Regions from separate parts of the Homo sapiens genome. Here region 2 is linked to region 1. Evidence: chromatin loops called from intact Hi-C (ENCODE). Cell type or tissue: PC-9. All regions are shown on one strand. Links, peaks and the distances in the headings refer to the core of each region. The heading gives the core; the rest is flanking DNA.

What was found. Peaks named below come from ENCODE experiments on the same cell type or tissue, not always from the same donor. Only the 100,000 strongest peaks of a DNase experiment are listed, where the experiment ranks them.
Region 2: it touches region 1 in a loop (12-fold over the local background); 2 of 110 quality-filtered maps call a loop at or near these places.

The regions. Positions count from the first base shown.
Region 1 is chr3:114,546,243-114,555,992 of GRCh38, reverse strand. All of the region lies in intron 6 of ZBTB20 (zinc finger and BTB domain containing 20), which reads left to right. Among named protein-coding and RNA genes, the nearest start is that of ZBTB20-AS5, 98 kb to the right of the region's middle. In PC-9, for the core only: no CTCF peak of the experiment used is centred there; a DNase peak (open chromatin) is centred at 3,812; H3K4me3 peaks cover 335 bases; H3K27ac peaks cover 1,289 bases.
Region 2 is chr3:114,702,501-114,712,250 of GRCh38, reverse strand. The region is part of intron 5 of ZBTB20 (zinc finger and BTB domain containing 20); the gene reads left to right. Among named protein-coding and RNA genes, the nearest start is that of MIR4796, 36 kb to the left of the region's middle. In PC-9, for the core only: no CTCF peak of the experiment used is centred there; DNase peaks (open chromatin) are centred at 3,710 and 5,470; H3K27ac peaks cover 2,817 bases.

The sequences.
Region 1 (9,750 bases), core at 1,640-6,639:
GCAATGACACCTATGTTATCTCCCAATGTATTTTTGAATGACTGTGATCCAACTTCCAGTTTCAAGCTGCTTAAGTCCATTTCAAAGGCAGGTCCAAATCTAGTACTCACATGTTTGGGACAATTGAAGTCAGCAGGGTCTGTGGCTTCCCAACCTAGACTTTATTGTATAAAGGGTAAACAGCCACTTGTAATTTAGTGAGTAAGTGCAGATCTTTCATGATGCACATACCAGCCCAACTGAAAACTGGTCAATTTCTGTGTTTCACAGTGGCATTCATAAGGCCTCTATGGAGCATTATCCCATGCCTGAGGGTCATTACTCTTCCACAGGGGCACTGACAGTTGTGATAAATGGTGATACCTTGGAAGAGGAGTGTTTGGATGTTTAAACAGATTACATTTTCCATTAGATCACATCTTAGAATGTCTACTCATGTGGACAGTGAGGATGGAATCAGGACAAATGACATGTGAACTAGTGAGATTCAGGTGTACCAATCATCGTTTCTATGGGGGAAATATTGTGCATCCTGTCACAATATTATATGTGCTTCAAAGCAATGGATGATAACCATATATAGCTGCTGAGATGCTGGGATGTCGACAGGCGTGAGATTCTGTCCATCACTATTATCTACAACAAGACTCATTACCTGCCAACCAGTAAACATCCCATTTACACCATCTGCAATAAATTAAAAAGTGACGAAAAGAATCAAGATCAGTTTGAGTTGCAACGTGATTGTCAAGTTCATTTTCATCTCTAGAAGCCCTTTACTTCTCTGAGAGACTTTAGGGAAAAATATATGATGAAGAAATTGAGGAATAGCCTTGCAGTGGCAGATCTGATAATTGTCAGGTTTTTAACCAGAAATTTACAAATACAATTAGCTTCTTCAAGTATAAGAAAAGTCCAGGCCTTTGTCAATTCCCTTTGTCTGCACTTCTCTGTCTCTAGTTTTCTGGTATGCTGGAGCTGGGAATTAGTGTTTGATACTCCTAAATTGATGCTGACTACAGTGAGAAATATTTCATAAAAATGTATATTTCAACATAAACTATGAGGCAAAGCTGCCACTGTAACCAGAGAGGAAGTGATGATTAGTTTCTAATTTACACGTGCAGTGATTTCTTTGGCAAGTGTGAATTCCATGTCCTTTGGTAAGGTTCTTTGTAGCTGTTCCTACTTGAAGCAGTTTGGGGGATATTAAAAAGATACAGAGATCTGCTGACACTTGAGGCTATTTAATTTATATGTAAGCAAACTAGCTGCCTATCCAGATTACACATGTGGGTCATCTAGTGGTAGAAACTGCAGAGCCAAAGATCAAATAGAAGTCTTGTGTACAAGCCACATGAGAAATACTAGAAGGATTTGACATTTATTCATATGCATCACCTTTTATGAGAATAATTTATTGTTTTTTGTCTTCCTTTTTCTTCATCAGATATTCCATCAATGAGGAAATAACTTTTATTCTTACCTTAGAGATGGGAGTTCTCAGTGTTGCCCAAGGTATTGCTCTGAGCAAAGAGACCAATTCTGAAATGAGGATATTGAAGATAAGCCCTTCTGAAAATAGCCCTTGCTTTGCAGTTGGATTTCACTCCCAGAAATCCATCTCTCCCTGCCACAAAATGCCCTTGTGGTAGTAACGTGGGAAGATTATATATTACCTCATCTCCTTACAAAGAAAAGGACACGTGCTATGGGAAAGCTTTGTTTCTTTTAATCATTTAGGGCCTCCCCTGCCTTCAATATTTCACTGAAGTGGTCCTTGGTTTCCTTTAGAAAGACACTCTAGTGAGAGAGGAAGAAACAGAGTAATGAAAATGATGACCTCATCTGGAAAGACTTTCTAACCAAAAAGAATAAAGGGATAAGCTGTGACCCCATCCATGAATACGTGAGGCTGACAAGGATAGATAGGTATATGAAGTTTTGACTGCTTCTTCAATACTTTGCCTGGAACTGGTCTATATGATATTACAATTTGGCAGGAGACATCATCTCTTTATCACAAGCTCATCTGTACATTTTTAAGGGGAAAGATGCAAACCTTTATGTAGGAGATTTTTAGGGTTACTGACTTTAAATGTGCTATTATAAGGAAGATAAATATCACATTATGGGAATATGGAAGCTATTTTGCAGAACCTAGCATGGGAGTGAATGAGTTTTATTGTTCCTTCCTCTTCTCATCTACTCAATCCTGAACTTGAACACTATATTAATTCTACTGGGACAAAGTTAATTGCTGATGGGTTCACAGAATTATAGAAGTATAGACTTTACTTCTCTAGAAATAAAATCTGATTATGTTTAAGTCATTTCAGTCCTGAATGGCACATTTTCAAACTACAATAGAAGGAATGTACCAGATAAGTTATACTGTAAATTTATGATGTTCATTTTAACTAATATAAACTGGACCTGGCTAATAATAAGACTGAGTTAGGAAAGCTATAGTTCATCTCTATAGCATCAGAAAAGGAAAGCCCAGTATACTTGTAGTAAATGTACATATAATCAAACACAAAATCCCAATTTTTCAGATTTTTCACTGATTTTCCAAGGACCAAAGAAATGCTTGGAAGAGGATGGTATGAAGAGGCTAAGTGTTCATGGAGTGGAAGTTAAATTATACTTTCAATTATTATATTTTTTCTACAAAATTGCCTAATGTACATTGCTAGAAATTGGTATAAACAGAGCTACTATGCTCATGAAGTATTGATTAATACTTTGTGTACCACATCATACATTTATATAGAGTATAAAATGGTGGAGTTCTTAAGGTCCTTATATGTCACTAATATCCAATTGCTGTGGAAGTCTTATCATGAAGTCTTGGATTGGATTGCTTCTCAAATCTAAAAGCCCAGTTAAACATAAGGCATTGCTCCCAGTTGCTTTCTTGGCAAAACATCATATAACTGTCTCAAGAAATAAACGTGGATTTGGAGAGAAAAGGGTAAATTTGTGAAGCTATATTGAGGACACTTCTTGGAGTGACCCAGCATCACTAGTTTAGCTTGGACTTATTTTTTGTGCATTTATATAAAATAGAATGATTGAAAACAATAATTCTGAAGGCAAAAATGTAACACGAAGTAACAGACACCTTCTTCACATGTATCACAAATTTGAAGCTTCCACCTTTGTCATGAATGAGCAAATAGAGAGAGACCTGGCCTTTCTGTCTAGCTTCCTCTTAAAAGCCTCTTAATCCAACATAAGAGAGTTTTATATATTTTTTTAACAACAACAAACATGAATCAAATTGCCTGGTATAGCAGCCAGTGGCCACATCTGCAGCAAAGACTTTTTTGTGGGAGCTCCCAAAGCTCATAACCATGGAGTGAACCATAATTATATTGTTTAGAAATCCATGTCAGAGAAAAAGCTTTTTTGACTTTAACCATTTCCCATTAATTTTGGGCGGTTTGGAAATAGGCCAGAGAAACATTTTACCAAGTTTCTGTAACTTTTCTATTATTTTAATGGTTCTAAAGCAGAACTGATTAGTGAATGACTAAGGGAAGTGGAAAAAAAAAAAAACAGGAAGAGTCAAGTAAAAAGCTCAAAAAGGTGTCACTGTCCTTGATTTTGTGATCTTTTTGGGATAGATTTCCTAATCTTTGATGTTTTCTCTCTTCATGACCATTCCAGAGAACTTCAGCTAGAGACAAAATAATAAGGAAATACAGTTAAGCTATGTGGTAGTGAATAAATACCTGGATATCTAGAATTTCCAAGTTTTGTTTTGTTTTGTTTAGAGACAAGGTCTCGCTCCGTCACCCAGGCTGGAGTGCAATGACAAATCATGACTCACTGCAGCCTCCACCTTCTGGGCTAAATGATCCTCCCACCTCACCCCCTGAGTAGCTGAGATTATAGACATGAGCAACCATGCCCAAATAATGTTTTAAAATAATATTTTGTAGAGAAGGAGTCTTACTATGCTGTCCAGGCTGGTCTCACACTCCTGGCCTCAAGTGATCCCCCCACATGGGCTTCCCAGAGTGCTGGGATTATAGATGTGAGCCGCCACTATATTTTTAGCTGAAGATGAGTTTCCATTTATTTATAGAAATAAAAGTGTTCTTAATAAAAGTTCTGTGAGCTTTATTTCTTTGGAAACCATACCTAGAAGTTTACAAACACATCTGGGGTACAATTGGGACACGTCTACTCTATGTTTCACCTCTACTCACATCCTTGTAGTGTTTCTTATAGGCAAGGAAAATACTTCATATTGAACATATGATAAGTGGCAACTTTGCTGAGACTAATTTATAAGAATAGAAGCTGAAATATTATCCATGGTTTCCAAAGAAAAGCATTTTTTCCTGAATAGCCCACTTCCAATCTATCATTCTTCACTTTGTTGCTTATGTATATCTCTATCTTCATTTCCATATATCAAATATTACCTATCCTCAAAGGCTCATCCCAAATGCCTCTAACTTTCTGAGGCCCTTATTGCTTACTTCTCTTTAGCTCTCCCATGCAACGAAAGTCATTGACTTGTATATACCACCCGCCCACAATAAATTTTTGTGCACTTCTTTTGTAAAGCTTATTACTTAATTTGCATAATTGTCTATAAATTTGTCTAATCCCTCTGCTAGGTATGAACTCTTTAAGTGAAAGAACTTTAATACTGTGTCTTAGGACAGGACACAGTAGGCACACAGTAAATATCGTTACGCAAATTGAATCTCTTTTATTGTGAACAGGAATTTTTTTCCAGAATTTTCCATACTATTTACAGAATGATAGACTGATAAATGCATCACTATATTCAATCGAATATATTTTTAATCGATTAAAAAACAATCGATTTAAAGACAATCGAAATAATTTTTAATCCTTGTGAGTCTACAAACCCCCCTTGTTTCAGATGCTCAGTATCCTCTTTAAAAAAATTTATTTTGGCCAGTTGTGGTGGCTTATGTGTATAATTCCAGCACTTTGGGAGGCTGAGCTGGGCCGATCCTTTGTGGCCAGGAGTTCAACACAAGCCTGGCCAACATGGCAAAACCCCGTCTCTGCTAAAAATACAAAAATTAGATGGACATGGTGGCACATACCTGTAATCACAGCTACTCGGGACGCTGAGGCACGAGAATCGCTTGAACCCAGGAGGCAGAGGTTGCAGTGAGCAGAGATCACGCCACTGCACTCCAGCGTGGGTGACAGAGTGAGACCCTGTCTCAAAAAACAAACAAACTATATCTTGGGATCTGTAAAATTACTCATAAGTTATGAGTTTTTAAAAGTAGAGCAAATCCACAAACTGAAGGAAAATAAAGAGATCAAGAATGGAACCAGAAAATAAGAAATTATAACTTTCTTTATAAAAAGTAAATGAGAATCTTTAAAGACAACCCCCCAAAAAGCATTATTTACAGAGTTAAAACAATGCACTTATTAACTTGCCATCTTCAAGGCTTCCTTCATAAGTGAAGAGGAAATATCACTGAAGAATTAAAATATTGTCTGGCATCAGGCTTACTCAAAGCTGTTGACAAATCAGCTTACAATTTGGACTTCAGCCTATCCACAGTGAATGTGGATCAGTTTGGCTAGTGCATATACTCTATGCACATCATCAACCAAACTATGGAAAAAGTGATGTAAATATGACTGACCGCTGACCCAAACTGTAGTGAGGAAATATTTTAATTGCGTAAGAAAAATGAGATGGAATTTGATAAGGGAAGAAAAAATAAATAAAGAAGTTATAGGGTGGGCACAGTGGCTCATGCCTGTAATTCCAGCACTTTGGGAGGCCAAGGCAGGCGGATCGCAAGATCAGGAGATTGAGACCATCCTGGCTAACACGGTGAAACCCCATCTCTACTAAAAATACAAAAAAATTAGCTAGGCATGGTGGCGGGCACCTGTAGTCCCAGCTGCTCAGGAGGCTGAGGCAGGAGAATGGCATGAACCCAGGAGGTGGAGCTTGCAGTGAGCTGAGATCGCGCCACTGCACTCCAACCTGGGCCACAGAGCAAGGCTCCATCTCAAAAAAATAAAAAAGAAGTTATATAGAAGTAGAAAAAATATTTTATGGAAGGAAAATTGAGGAAACAGAAAAGCAAAATATTAAAAATCAGTTAGTTGGGGCCAGTTGCTCAAGCAAGTAAAATGTCAGGTACAAGGTATACCTCTTAACTGATAGAGTCACCAAAACTCTATTAACAGCATCAGTCAAAAAAAAAAAAAAAAGAAAAAGGTCAACTTGTAACTCTGTGAAATCAACTCTGCCCATAGCTTTCTAGAAAAAAAATCCTTAGTGTGATGATTAGAGAAATGAAAAAAGAGAGAGGCTCAAAGGACAGTAGTAAACTGTTTATGTCCTAAATTGGTCATCATTAGCACTTATATAGTTTGGTGGAAATTGCTGTGTTAAAGCCAAATTTCTGTTTACAAAAAGAAATTGATGCTAGTAGAGAATGAATTGTACTGCATATATTCAAGATATGAGGAGTCACTGTGGTACCAGTAATATTACCATGTTGAAAAAAAATTAGCAGTAAAGATATACATTGAACATTTAACAGAATTTTGCTATTACTTTGATAATATCTTAATAAAGAACATAGAAACATAGGGCTGATAGAAGAAGTGTTATATGTAATTGTCCCACTGTACTAAGTCATATAGTACAAAATTAACACTGAATCCATCTTAAAGAAAGTATTTTATCATAAATAATATACAAGCTGGCCTGCTTAAGAAAAGAACTCATTTAAAGTTATAAGGGCAAGTGAATGAGACTATCTGAAATGAGCACATAAAATACTCTTTGATTAGATATTTAGTGAAATGTCATAAAAGGATTTTGTTTCCTGGAATAAGAGGAGCATCTGCCGTTATATAGAATAGCTATAGAATTGTCATCTTTCACATTTTCTCAGTAGCCAAAGGTCAGAAATATATATAGTAATACCTTAGTATATTAAGAGGCTTTCATATGTTTGTTTACTTTTTTCAGTACCTTTTCTCTTTAACCACTGTGAAGAAGTTATTTTCTTATTCATGGCTAGTTTTCTTCAATGTACCTTTTCAGTTCTTAATAATTATGAAGGAATGAGCTTCCTACATCCATTGTTTATGCAACCTTTGCTTTATATTAATGTTAAGAAACAGTCCAGTCATAGGCCAAGTGTGGTGGCTCACGCATGTAATCCCAGCACTTTAGGAGGCTGAGGCAGGTGGATCACTTGAGGCCAGGCATTTGAGACCAGCCTGGCCAATATGGCGAAACCCCGTCTCTACTAAAAATACAAAAATTACCTGGGCATGGTGATGCACACCTGTAATCACAGCTACTTGGGAGGCTGAGGCAGAAGAATCACTTGAACCCAAGAGGCAGAGGTTGCAGTGAGCTGAGATCATGCGACTGCATTCCAGCCTGAGCAACACAGTGAGACTCTGTCTCAAAAAGAAAAAAAAAAAAAGAAAATAAAAAGAAAAACAAAAGAAATAGTGCAGTTGTGTTTTTAAAACTTGATATCCTTTTGGCACACCTGTAGATGAATGTAATTCTGAGACTAATAGATCTCTTAGGTCTCTTCCCATCCTTAGACAGAAGTTGCATGAGAGAAATGAGATAATGTAAAAGGTCAGTACTGAAGGTCAACTCCCTGTAGGTTTTCATCACACCTGAATTGAGGATGAACAGAGCCCACTTCAGTTGGATATCTACATGGTGCTTTGTTCAAAAAAAGTGTGAGTTTTCCTTTCTCCTGTCACCCACAAACAAGAAAGAATCCACAATATAACTATTTGCAGTTCTGATACCATGGCCATAAGGCTAATCTGAGTGAGGCAGAGAATATGCACATGCACATGTGTCTCTTACAGAGAAACACATGGCCTTCTATCAGGACTGATCTGGGTGCAAATTTAAACCAAAAGCCATCTTATTCACTGGCTTCATCCAAATGCATAACCACTATTTAGGAAAAGGAAGATATCCAAGTACACTAAGAAAAATTATTGATTTTTAAATTGTGTCAAGGTGGCATATCTAGCACTAATGAAAGCACTGTTATGTCAGTGGCCTAAGAATTACAAATAATAGAAAATTAATATAAAAATGAAAATACACTCTTTAAAAAATGTTGCAGTAAAGTTTAAACTAGTTTCTGTTCAGTAATAGAACTTTTTTATGTTTTCTTATTGTAAACCTTGCACAAGTCTTATTGTAAACTTTACACCTAGTATGCACTTAATAAATACTTGAAATAAAGATTTCAATTGAAAGAAAATTGTAAGCTGTTATGTAACATTAGGGCAAAGGAGGTATTACTCCTAAATCTGTGTGCCTATAGTAACACACATGCATTCACATGCATACACCCCTTAATCATTGGGATGCTCTACCACTGACCAGAGCATCTTCTGCTCTAGCCACCAGTTTTCTTTTTCAATTACTGTCCATAGGACCCTTTCCTGAGGCCCCAGCACTACGATCATTTTTAAATCTTTTCTTCTTTTGCCCTTCATTACCATTCAGTCAGTCACTAAATTCTGCCAGTTCTCACCCAGTAATATCTCTTCATTCAGCCTCTTTCTTTTATTTATTTTCAAGGGCTGACACTAGACCAAGTGGCCCCTTATCTCCTTTCTGAACCGCTTGAATAGGCCACCCTTCCTTCAAACTATCTTCACAAAACAATTTTTTTAAGCATCTAGGATACCTGCTCCCACACATAATTTTCTATGTCTCATTTCTTGGCCTTGGATTTTATACTGCTGCTTTTCTACCTGAAGACTAGAATCCGAATTCCTCATCTAGCTGTAAGGCCACTCTACTACCAGTTATCCTTCTTGGCCTCCTTTTCTTTCCCAACTCCAAGGTCTCCATCAACTTCTGTTTCCCTGGAATGGAATGAACAAGAGCTTTGGCTTAGCATTGGTAATCTTTACAAACTGGTTCCTCATGCATCCCCATGCCCCTGTAGTTACCCCCTACTCTTTACTGCTCTGCTTTCTCTATGTTAGCCAAGTTGGTGGGCTTTCCAGTTCCCATTTCCATGCCTTTGTTTATGCTTTCTCCACTCTATGGTATTCTTCTCTCTCACCTTGGAAAATGTATATCCATTACTTTCTTCCAAATTCTTTTTTTAACCCTATTTGCTCTGCTTAAGTCTTTGTACACTGTGTGTACACACTTTTGTGTTGGTCTATAAGTGCTGTGCAGTTTTGCCTGTATAGGTTTTGTTTTTCCCTCATTCCCAGCAAGAATTATAAACATCTTCAGGGAGTGGAGGGCATCTCCTTAATTATGATACAGAATTCTCCACGTGCAACTTTTTCAGTAAATGTTTGCTGACTTCTTCATGCCAAAGGTGACCACTAGATATTAACAAGGCATTTGAATTCTCCAGTCTGGATTAAAAAAAAAAAAAAAAGGTGTATGTTGCAAAAGGAAGGACTCACTGCATATCCATATATCCATAACCCACTAGTCCAGACTAGAACCTTCAGAATGCTTGAGGAACAGGTAAAGCACTCAGGACTCCTCCTGGGTGTTTGATTGGAAGGTCTCAGATGTGTTCTACCATGTAAAGAAAGTCAAAGGACCTATGTTGCCTGGCCAGGCAATAGTTTTCAGAGGTAGTGGGCCAGGTCCACCATTCGGTAGAGGAAGTTTGCCAAATGTTGTTATAATATTCAAATGGGTTTATCCTTAAATGAGCACATTTGATAAGCATGCCCACCCAGGCT
Region 2 (9,750 bases), core at 3,200-8,199, 150 kb before region 1:
TGGAAAATAGCAGTTTCATAGTAAATAATCACCTTCAACTCTGATCCCCTGTGTTCAGGAACTAAATTTAGAGCTCAAGTCTTATACAGAAACAGGGTAGAAATCCATATGTTAGCTGGCATGATTTTCATCACCTAACATCTGATAATCACGTCATACTGGCATTCTTTAATACTCACTGATCGCTGCCAGGACTTCTAACTTCTCTATCCTTTGCTTTGGAGTTTTTCTTCCTTTTACATCCAGCACTGTACTAAGAACTTGGGATACAAGATGGATAAGACATGGTCCTTCACGATGAGTTTTTCAGTCTAATCTATGAAGGAAAATTGCAAGAATGAATTTTATATAGCGCATCGTCAAAGCTTAGACATAGAAGAATAGCACTTAGAATGTTGTTTGCTTCATGGATTAGTTTGTTCATCTGTTTAATAAACATTTATTGAAGCTCTACTCTCTGCTCAGCAATGTTCTTGACATTGTGGATACAAAGATGAACTATACTTGGAACTTTCACAAAATAAATAGTATAAAAGTATAGCTCACTCCTCTCCAGATTGAGGGTTCATCAAGCATAAGATTGCCATGTCAGCATTTGATGCCAGTCTAACTTACCAGGACCAGTTGGGCTGGGAAAACGTCTCCTTTATAAACTCAGAGATACTATTTTTAGTTAACTATCTAATTTGACTTACTCCTCCCAAGAAGTTTATTATAAGACATGTGAGCTATTGCATGTAGGTGGTTTCCCAGACTGGCCTGTGCAGTCAGATGGAAAGAATAGAGGCCTCTGGGACAATCCAGAGAAGCCGCTGCACCATGCAGAATAAAGATTTCCTATTTAAAGTTTATGTGACTGGGATGAGATTTATAAGTACTGGAACACTTTATTCATCTACTTATTCATTCAGTCATTTAATAGCTATCAAGTACCTATAATGTTTCAGACATTGTTCTAATTACTGGGAATATAGTGAGAAATTAAACAAAGTTTCCTATGAAACTTATTTTATAGTGGAAGGAGAGACAGCCAATAATTATGTAAACAAAAAAAAATCATTTTAAATAATGATCAGATCTAGGAAGAAAATAATGCATAATAAGGAGGTAGAAAATAGGGATATATAATTTAGAAAGTGCTATTTGAAATAGGGTAAGTAGGAAAGGTCTCACCGAGTGGAAGATATTTGAGCAAATATTTAAATTATTAGAAGAACCTAAGCATGTGGTGACCAGCAGGAAGAACATTTTAGGGAAAGGGGATGGATATTGTAAAGACTTTGGAGTAGGAACAACTTGAAATTTTCCAGGAAGAGCAAGAAGAAATGTGTGGCTCAAGTGGACCAAAGTAAGAATGATCATGTAGATAAGTAGGGACCAGCTCACACAGGCCATGATAAAGACTGACAGAAAGCTATAGAGGATTTTTTTAAGCATGTATGATCTCATTTACATATTAAAAGAGTTCCAGGGCTACACTGTGGAGAACAGTCTACAGGGTCAGGGTGATACAGGAAGAGCATGTAGTAGTTATCATAGTAGCCCAGTTATGCAAAGGGCAATGGCAGTGGGGAGGGGATGAAAAGTGGTTCAACTCTGCATAACTTGAAGGTAGGGCTGACAAAAGTTGCTGAGGGTCTCAATGTGGTTTTACATGAGAGAGACATCAGGTGTGATGAATTTCAGGCATTTCACCCCAGCCACTGGATAAATGGCAATATCCCATGGAGTTGGGAGCTATAGGGGATATGGAGAAATGAGCAGATTTGGGAAAGAGATGATTATGAGTTAGTATTGGAGAATGTTGAATTTGAAATTCTTTTCCAAATAAAGAGATGTAGTAGGCAGTTGGATACATGAGACAGGAGTTCAGAGGAAGGATTAGGACTGGAGATTCAAACTCTGTTTTTATTTCTGCATATGTATTTTCTTTACAGCATAAGCCTACAGGGTACGAAGAATGAACTCTGAGAATGTTTGGAGGTAAATATACATGTCCCATATTATATGATGATGAACATGCAAGTACTGGTCTCAATTCAGTCTGCTATTTTTTAAAATTCCCTGATATACATTGCAAAGAGGTACCAACAAAACCATGTGAACACTTTCTAAGGGCACATATGGTTTATGATCATATTGAGTTGTAAGACAAACAAATTATTGTTTCATATTGATGTAAGAGTAGAAATAGGGGAAGACACAGATTCTGTAGTTTAATGTGTAGGAAAAATCAATGTGAATTCATAGGAAGGTGAAACTCTAACCCATTGTTGGAATTAGTGAAGATTTAAACAGGTAGTAAGGAGCAGTCAGGGCATTCAAGATATAAAGTCATAAGTAGATTGTACAAAGACATAAACTAGCTTTCTCTTTATGACGGAGCAAGGATGGAGAACAAGGACACCGGTCTAGCATCAGCAGAGTGTATATGTTTGTGAAGTTAAGGGAGATGAATTTATAAAAGTTGGCTAGAGCTAAGGGATTTGAACTTCCCCAGTAGCCCATTGGTTCTCACCTCTAGTATAATTCAGAATCACATTTGGAGCTTTCAATGAAGATGCCTGGATATTACTTCTGGAAGTCCTGATTATAGGTTATGGAAAGGCCCTAGCACTTGTATTTTCAACAGGCAGCCTATTCCAGAACATTTGCCCCTCCTAAAGCTGTGGTTATTTACTAGAATTAATAGTCCTGTGTGAGTAGCATGTACTGGATTGATAGGTAGAGTTGTCTCTCCCTGCACCAGGTGCTCATGGATCTTTACTCCAGTTCATTCTTAAGTGTCATGGCTCGGATTTTCTCCACATCTCTGCCTAAATTTTCAGCCTTTCTCTGTTTTATAACTTGGAACTACCTTGGCCTTTTAAGGCTTCCTTCATTTTCTTTCTATTTGTGGTCTCTTGCACAATTACCTATGGTCAATTGTGGGTGTAGGGGTGAGTAAGAACCATGAGAGGGGTGGTGTCTCTTACAAAGAACTGTGAGAATGAGAAGAACTATGAAACTGTTCTGCTGCAGGCCTAAATAATATAACTAATTAATACTATGGAGGCTGAATTGAAAGCAAAATATAGGACTTAAAGAGAAATTGGTATTTTTTCTAAGCAGGAACCTAAGATTAAAACCACAGATTTAATAAGATTTTTTATTTGTTTAATTGGTAGGGTATCTTTTATAACTACATAGTCCCAAATACTTAAGATTTTAGAATGCAACACATACATCTATAAAAACAGGAGAAGGAAGACTTCTAGAGACAAAAGAGTGCCTACAGAGGGTCACTTTTAGGCCTTTAGAGAAGGAAGGTTGGTATAGATGAATATTTTAAGTAATATTTTACTATGAAATAAATGTGCTTTTATTATGGAAAAGTTCAAATAAACAAAAATTATTTATAATTTCTCTACCCAGAAACAAGCACTTCTAGTGTTTTCTGGTCTTTTTGCACTTTGTGTGTACACAACTATCACTTCTTAAACAATATTTAAGTTAACAATATTTAACTTAGCAATATTTACTTAAACAATATATTTTCCTGTACATATATTGTTGGTTATATGCCTTTTCACTTAACAGTATTCCAAAAACATTTCTTCATGTAATTAAGTGGTATCTAAAATATGATTTCTTAAACTGCATAGTATTTAAGTCTAGGAATGTACTGTCATTTATTTAATCAACTCTCTATTGTCAGACAAGGTTACCAGTCTTTCACAATTATAAATAATGCCATGGTAAACATTCTTGCTTCTAAATCTTTGTGTAGATCTTTGAGTAATTCCTTTAGATACATTCCTAGAGGTGAGATTTCTGGGTCAACAGTCTTCATATATTTTTTAAATTTTTGATGCATATTGCTAAGATGCCCTCCAGAGCATTTTGCCAGTTTTATTTTTTCGGTGGTAACATCTTAAAGTTTTCTTCCAAAAGTGATTTGATTCAAAGCCATGCTGTTGCTTTTCTCTGAGTCCTTTCTGGTCCACCAGTTATAGCAGACTTAATTTAACTCTTACCTTAAGGTTAACACTTAGAGTAACCAAAACATTTTTGTAGTCATTTATGCTGCAAATGAGACAGTTTACAGAATATAAATTGACAGTGAGATTAGATTGCGTTTCTTTCTTATGCATGTTCTGTACAAGCATTCTGCTTATCCTGGATAACAAACAAATAACAAAAAGAAAGAAAAAACCTTACCTCTCTTGCTTGTCCTAACTGAACACTCACAATGCATTAGGCATTGAACTGAACGTGGAGGAGATATGATTCCTGCTTTCTGAGACTTTGCAATTCCAAGTACCATGATTGATAAGGTACAATATAAATAGTGGGCTTCTAGGACAATGCCCTGTGGTTAAAAGTAATTAAGTTATATGGTGCCAGCAGACTACAGGATACTTGTGATCCACATATGCAGGTGGATTGTGTGCATCAGTCATGATATCTGTGGAATCTGAGAGACGGGAAAGGCATACCTGTTTTAACTCCAGAATAATATAGAGAACTCAAATTCCTGCCCAGGCAAATAGGGATAAGTTGTAGACTGCAAATAGAAGATGGATTGTGGGGAGGAAAAAAAAATCTACTAGTTCCCGCTTCTTCCACTGTGTCCCCTCCAGGGGACACTCATAGGTCAGGGTCCTTCATGTGGTAGCTTTGAGTTCCCGACATTTTCAAAACTGTTCTAGGGAAAGGGTCGGGCATGTATATGAAGACTATTTTCTTGTGAGCACAATGGGAGAATATTTGAAACTGGGACTCTTGTGAAAAATCAGAAAGGTTGCCAGTGTACCTGGGCCTTCCTATTGTCTTGAAGTACTGTGGTGGACTTTGTCATGCTTAAAGGAGGTGTGATTGGGGGTAGGGAATTGCTTGACTGAGAATTAAAGAGTGAGAGCTCCTGTCCAGTTGCTTAAACTGAAAAGGATTTCTGACACATATTTGGTTAGCAAAAATGACTGTGAGTTAGTGGGACAATTGTAGCACTGATGTAAAAATTCCAAATAGTCCTTCCGAATAGATATACACACATTTAGAAAATGCATTATAAATGACATATAGCAAAAATGTAAACAAGCCATTTAATAACATTTTAATGCTTGATTCTGATCTCTTAATTAAAATGTGCATAAAAGAAAACAATGGTGGAACATCTGTGTGTGTTATTGGGATAGCAGGATTTATGCTGCACCCTGGGCTTTTTGTTCGCTTTTCAGTGTGTGTGAATGTGGGTGGGTTTCCTCTTTGAGCCACAGTTACCCATTTGACCCCCACAGGGTCTATATTCCCACCCACCTTCTCTTGGCTGTAGTTGCACCCCCTTTTTTTCCCCTCTTACTTAAAATACTGTATGGTTTGTTCTTTGCTTAAATTAAACTACTCTCGTCATTTGATCTGAAAGCCACTCTTCACCCCACCCCTCTAACCTGAAACCGTGACCTAACCCTGACTCACCCTTGTTATCTCAGCAGATGTACACAGCATTACCTAATGTTTTGGCCTCAGTGAATAATCTCAAAGAGCTTTGGGGAAAGTGTGGCCTTTTGTATCTGTGACCTTGCAGCAGTTATTCCTTAGCTGGACACTGTGGGATTTAGATGTTAAAAACAGACTTTCTACTAACCCCTGCTGGTGATTTCTTTATTATTATTACTGATTTGGAGGATGTATCTCTGAACCCCATTTTGCCCAACTGTTAAATGAGAGTGCCAGCAATCACAAAAAGTCAAGGGTTATTAAGTGCTTTAAAATCGTCCACTGAAAATGTTACACTGTGATATGCTTTTATTTCCACTTTTACATGGAACACATGTGATCACCAAAAAGTTTGTCTTTGATTAAAAAAGCATAAAAAGTACCTCACATCTTCTGTTACTCCCAGCAGATTTATGTATCATTAATACAAGAGAAAGTCACACACAAATAGACTTCTTAAATATACAATAATTAATATTTAATGCCCCCTTTTATGAGGGGGTCTTTGTGCTGGGATGTCTCTAATCTTCACAACGTTCCTGCAAAATAGGTGGTTTTATTCTTTATTCCACAGGTGATGAAAATGAGGTTTCAGAATCATTTAAGTGATGTGCCTACAGCTTTATTGTTAATAAATGGAAAACCTGGGATTCAAACTCAAGTCTGTCTCTCTCTCTCTCTCTCTTTCTCTACATCATATTCTTCCTATAATATCATGACCTATATGGGAGTATGGTAGCTCCCATTTCCTATAGACCGTGGCTAGATGGTGTTATGAAAGAGTTAAGTAAAATGTGCCATTTGTGACAAATGTCTGAAAGTTGTTTTTATAACTAGGATTTAATTCACAAATGAAGAGTAATTATCAATATGGCACAGATGAAGAGCTGCATGTATGGATCAGTATAATTTCTGTTCTTTGGCTTATGGATGCAGTATGCCCCAGGGAGTTTCACAAATCCACATGACATCTCCCAGTGCTGGGTTCTGGGTTAGCTGGCCAAAGTGTAAAATTCCTCCGTGTTCGGATGGCTCACAACTGGTTACTATCTGAAGAGATTTGTATAAAACTACCTACCATACGTAGACTTAGTTTCTTTTCTGAATTTGTCTCTAACACTTGAGTGGGGAAAAAAATACCAAATTTTGATACTGGGTTTGTTGTTTTTAATGGGTGTTTGTTTTTGGAAGTGTTGTGCCAAGAGAGGAAGAAGAAGTGGGTGTGGGTCTTTCTTCCTTTTGCTATTTTCCCTTTGCCTTCTTGTGGTCTTATTTCCAATCTGATTCTATATTATCAGTTTGCCATAATCCTTTGCAAAAGACATAAAATGTTCATAGACTGGAAGTTATTAAGGCTTTAAATCACATCACACTATCATTGGAGTAATTTTGGGGGGGAATTTTGCATATTTCAGTTCTCTAGTATAGGGCATGTGCTGCATACTAGGGATGTAACTTATACCTGCTCTACTTCCCTTTATTTTTTTTCCTCAGGCTGAGAGAACCTTTAAACTTGTTATGTGTTCTGAAACAGATCAAATATTAGATTTCTAAGACTATCAGGCTGTGGTGGTGAGGGAAGGGTTAGTATTATATACAAATATGTATTAGGGAAGGCATCATAGTTAAGTGAGAAAAACATGGGTCTTGAGTATTATGGGAGCTCAGCCCTTTTCCTTACTAGCTGTGTAGCTTTGAGTGAGTTATTTAATTCACTAAACTAAGATTTTGAATAATAATACCTACTATATAGAGATATTTTACAGATTAAATGGTATAGTACATATAGAATATTTAGAACAGTGCCTGACCCTGAGTGAATGTTGTTTGTTTACATTTCACACAGCAAGAAAAGGGAAAAATGGGAAAGAGTGGCAATTAGAAAATAATGATATTGGGTTTGAAAAAATTGTTTTCATCCTTTCAATTCAGCATAGTAGTAGAAAGAGCATTTGTCTAGCAGGCAGAGACTTGGGTAAAACTTCCAGCTCTGCCTCCAGAAAGCTGTAAAATCTTTGCTGTTCACCTTAGTATCTCAGACTCCTCATTGCGAAAATGAGAGAGTTAGAATTCATTATCTTGATTTAGTCATATACTTTTGCCTTCAGAAGATTTTTCTGCTTCTCAGAGTAGTCTATGACATATCATTCAACAGTGTATAAGTCTCAAAGGCCAACAGCCAAGTATGGCAGACAGGGCTGTTGTTAAGATATTCTTTTTCCTGTGTAACTATGTTTACATGTTCATTTATGTTCTTTGTATATTTGTCATGTGCCTGAATATTTATGCACCTGCATGGTTGTTGAAGTAAGCTCACTAGCATACATTCATACATTTTTGTGGGTATGTGTGTTTATATATAACCTATATATATATATACAGTATGTGTGTATATATATAAATATATGTCTGTGTGTATGAGAAACAGATGCACTGTAGGCAGATAAAGCAGATAAATATAGATCCAAATAGAAGCATAAGCATATAAATATAGACGTTATATAGAGTGAAAGCAAGCAGATCAGCACCATTTCATTATTGCTTGAAGTCTTTGTAATAAAAGAGTTAGAAATCAGTAACTGACATTGAAATTATTGACTGAATGACACTGTCATATCAGAAGGCTCAGTGTGAGGTAAGAAAATAACCTTTCTTTCAACTTTGAGGAGAAATTAGCAGGAAGATTTATTACTGTTAATTATTTGATTTAGGAAAGTTTTTAGGTGCTGTGTAGTGTTGTGTTTTTAAAAGTACAGAAATGTCACCACTCCTAAAAATACTGCCATACAACAAAAAATAAATAAGAAAAGAATATCTATTCCAGTCTTGCAAAAAGATTTGGCAAATGTGACACCTGGATCCCTTTCGTCCACAGGCTGTGATTTGCAACTCTTGCCTATTTCTACATATAGACAAATGAGTTGGTTTCGTTCTACAGTATTTTCTACAAGCCCCTCTGAAGTCTTTAAGGAAACTCACCTAAAGGAGATATCTCAGGCTAAAGTGACCATTGTTAAGTTATTGTCATGGGGACACTTGCAATTGTCTTTAGTGAGTGTGTTGTGTGAGTAAAACTGGGCTTCCATCTGTTACTTTCATATCACTGTCTGTTTTTACCAGTCAAAATAATTGGTTGTGAGTTTTTGCTTTATTTTATTTTGTTTTAGTGAGAAGGGTATTGTGAGTTATTTTTAGCTAGCTAATTTACTTTTTAATGTTGCAAGTTATATCTTGCTCATGTGTTTGAATGCTATTTGAATAAAAAAAAAGTAGTCCCTCCATTTTCCCTCTCTAAACCTCATCTATTTCCCTAGCAGATCTTATCTCCCCTTCAGCTTGTTGTAGGAACATTCAAAGAAGCTAAAATTTGAAGAAATTCCTTGAAATGTACAAATACAAAGCCTGCTTTTTCCCAGTACCACAAAACTGCCAAAGTTGTTGCAATTGCTTTTTCTGTCATTAGTCTACCATTGCTTTTCCTTACAGGGATGAGAGAAGAGGGACCAGAATACGTGTTCCTCCTAACTTCTGCTCCAAATCAGAGTTTAGACTAGAGGAAAAAAAGGAGGGAAGGGCGAAGCAATAAAGACTTATTGAATGTTAAGGAATGAATTGGTGCTTCCTGAAGAACTGTTCATTCTTCTTCTCTCAAATCTGGCTTCAGTTACTTTGTTGTTAAGTTCTTCACCAAATTATGATTTTAAAATATTTTTAAAGAATGACTCAGTGGTCTTGAGGATCACACACACACTCTCTCTAACACACACACACACACACAAATTTGTGTAAGATTCATTTAAAAAATTGCATTGTTTGAATAAAATGGAGTATACTTTTCAATTTATAAATTATTTTGAACGAATACTTAATGTAATGTGTAAAGTTGGCATACTCTACAGTGTTTCAGACTACAGATTCTTTTTTAAATTCTGTTATTTACCTGATGAGCTCTAAGGTTAACTTGAACAAGTATTTATTTATTCAAGAGTATTATAGTATATCTACATAAAACGATTCAGCAAAGATTTTAGAAAAATAATCACTTGCCAAAATAACATAGTAAAAGTCCTTTATCTTTACATACACACACACACACACACACACACAATTTAGACTAAAGCACTATGTCCCATTTAGCTTAAAAAATGTTTTAGGATTAGATTTCTGAGGGAAGTATGTACATACACATACTCCTCTTTTCTTGTTCTTTGTTTCCTTTTCTCCTGGTGTAACATATTTACTGTTTAGCTTTTGTCAAATACTTTATAATAA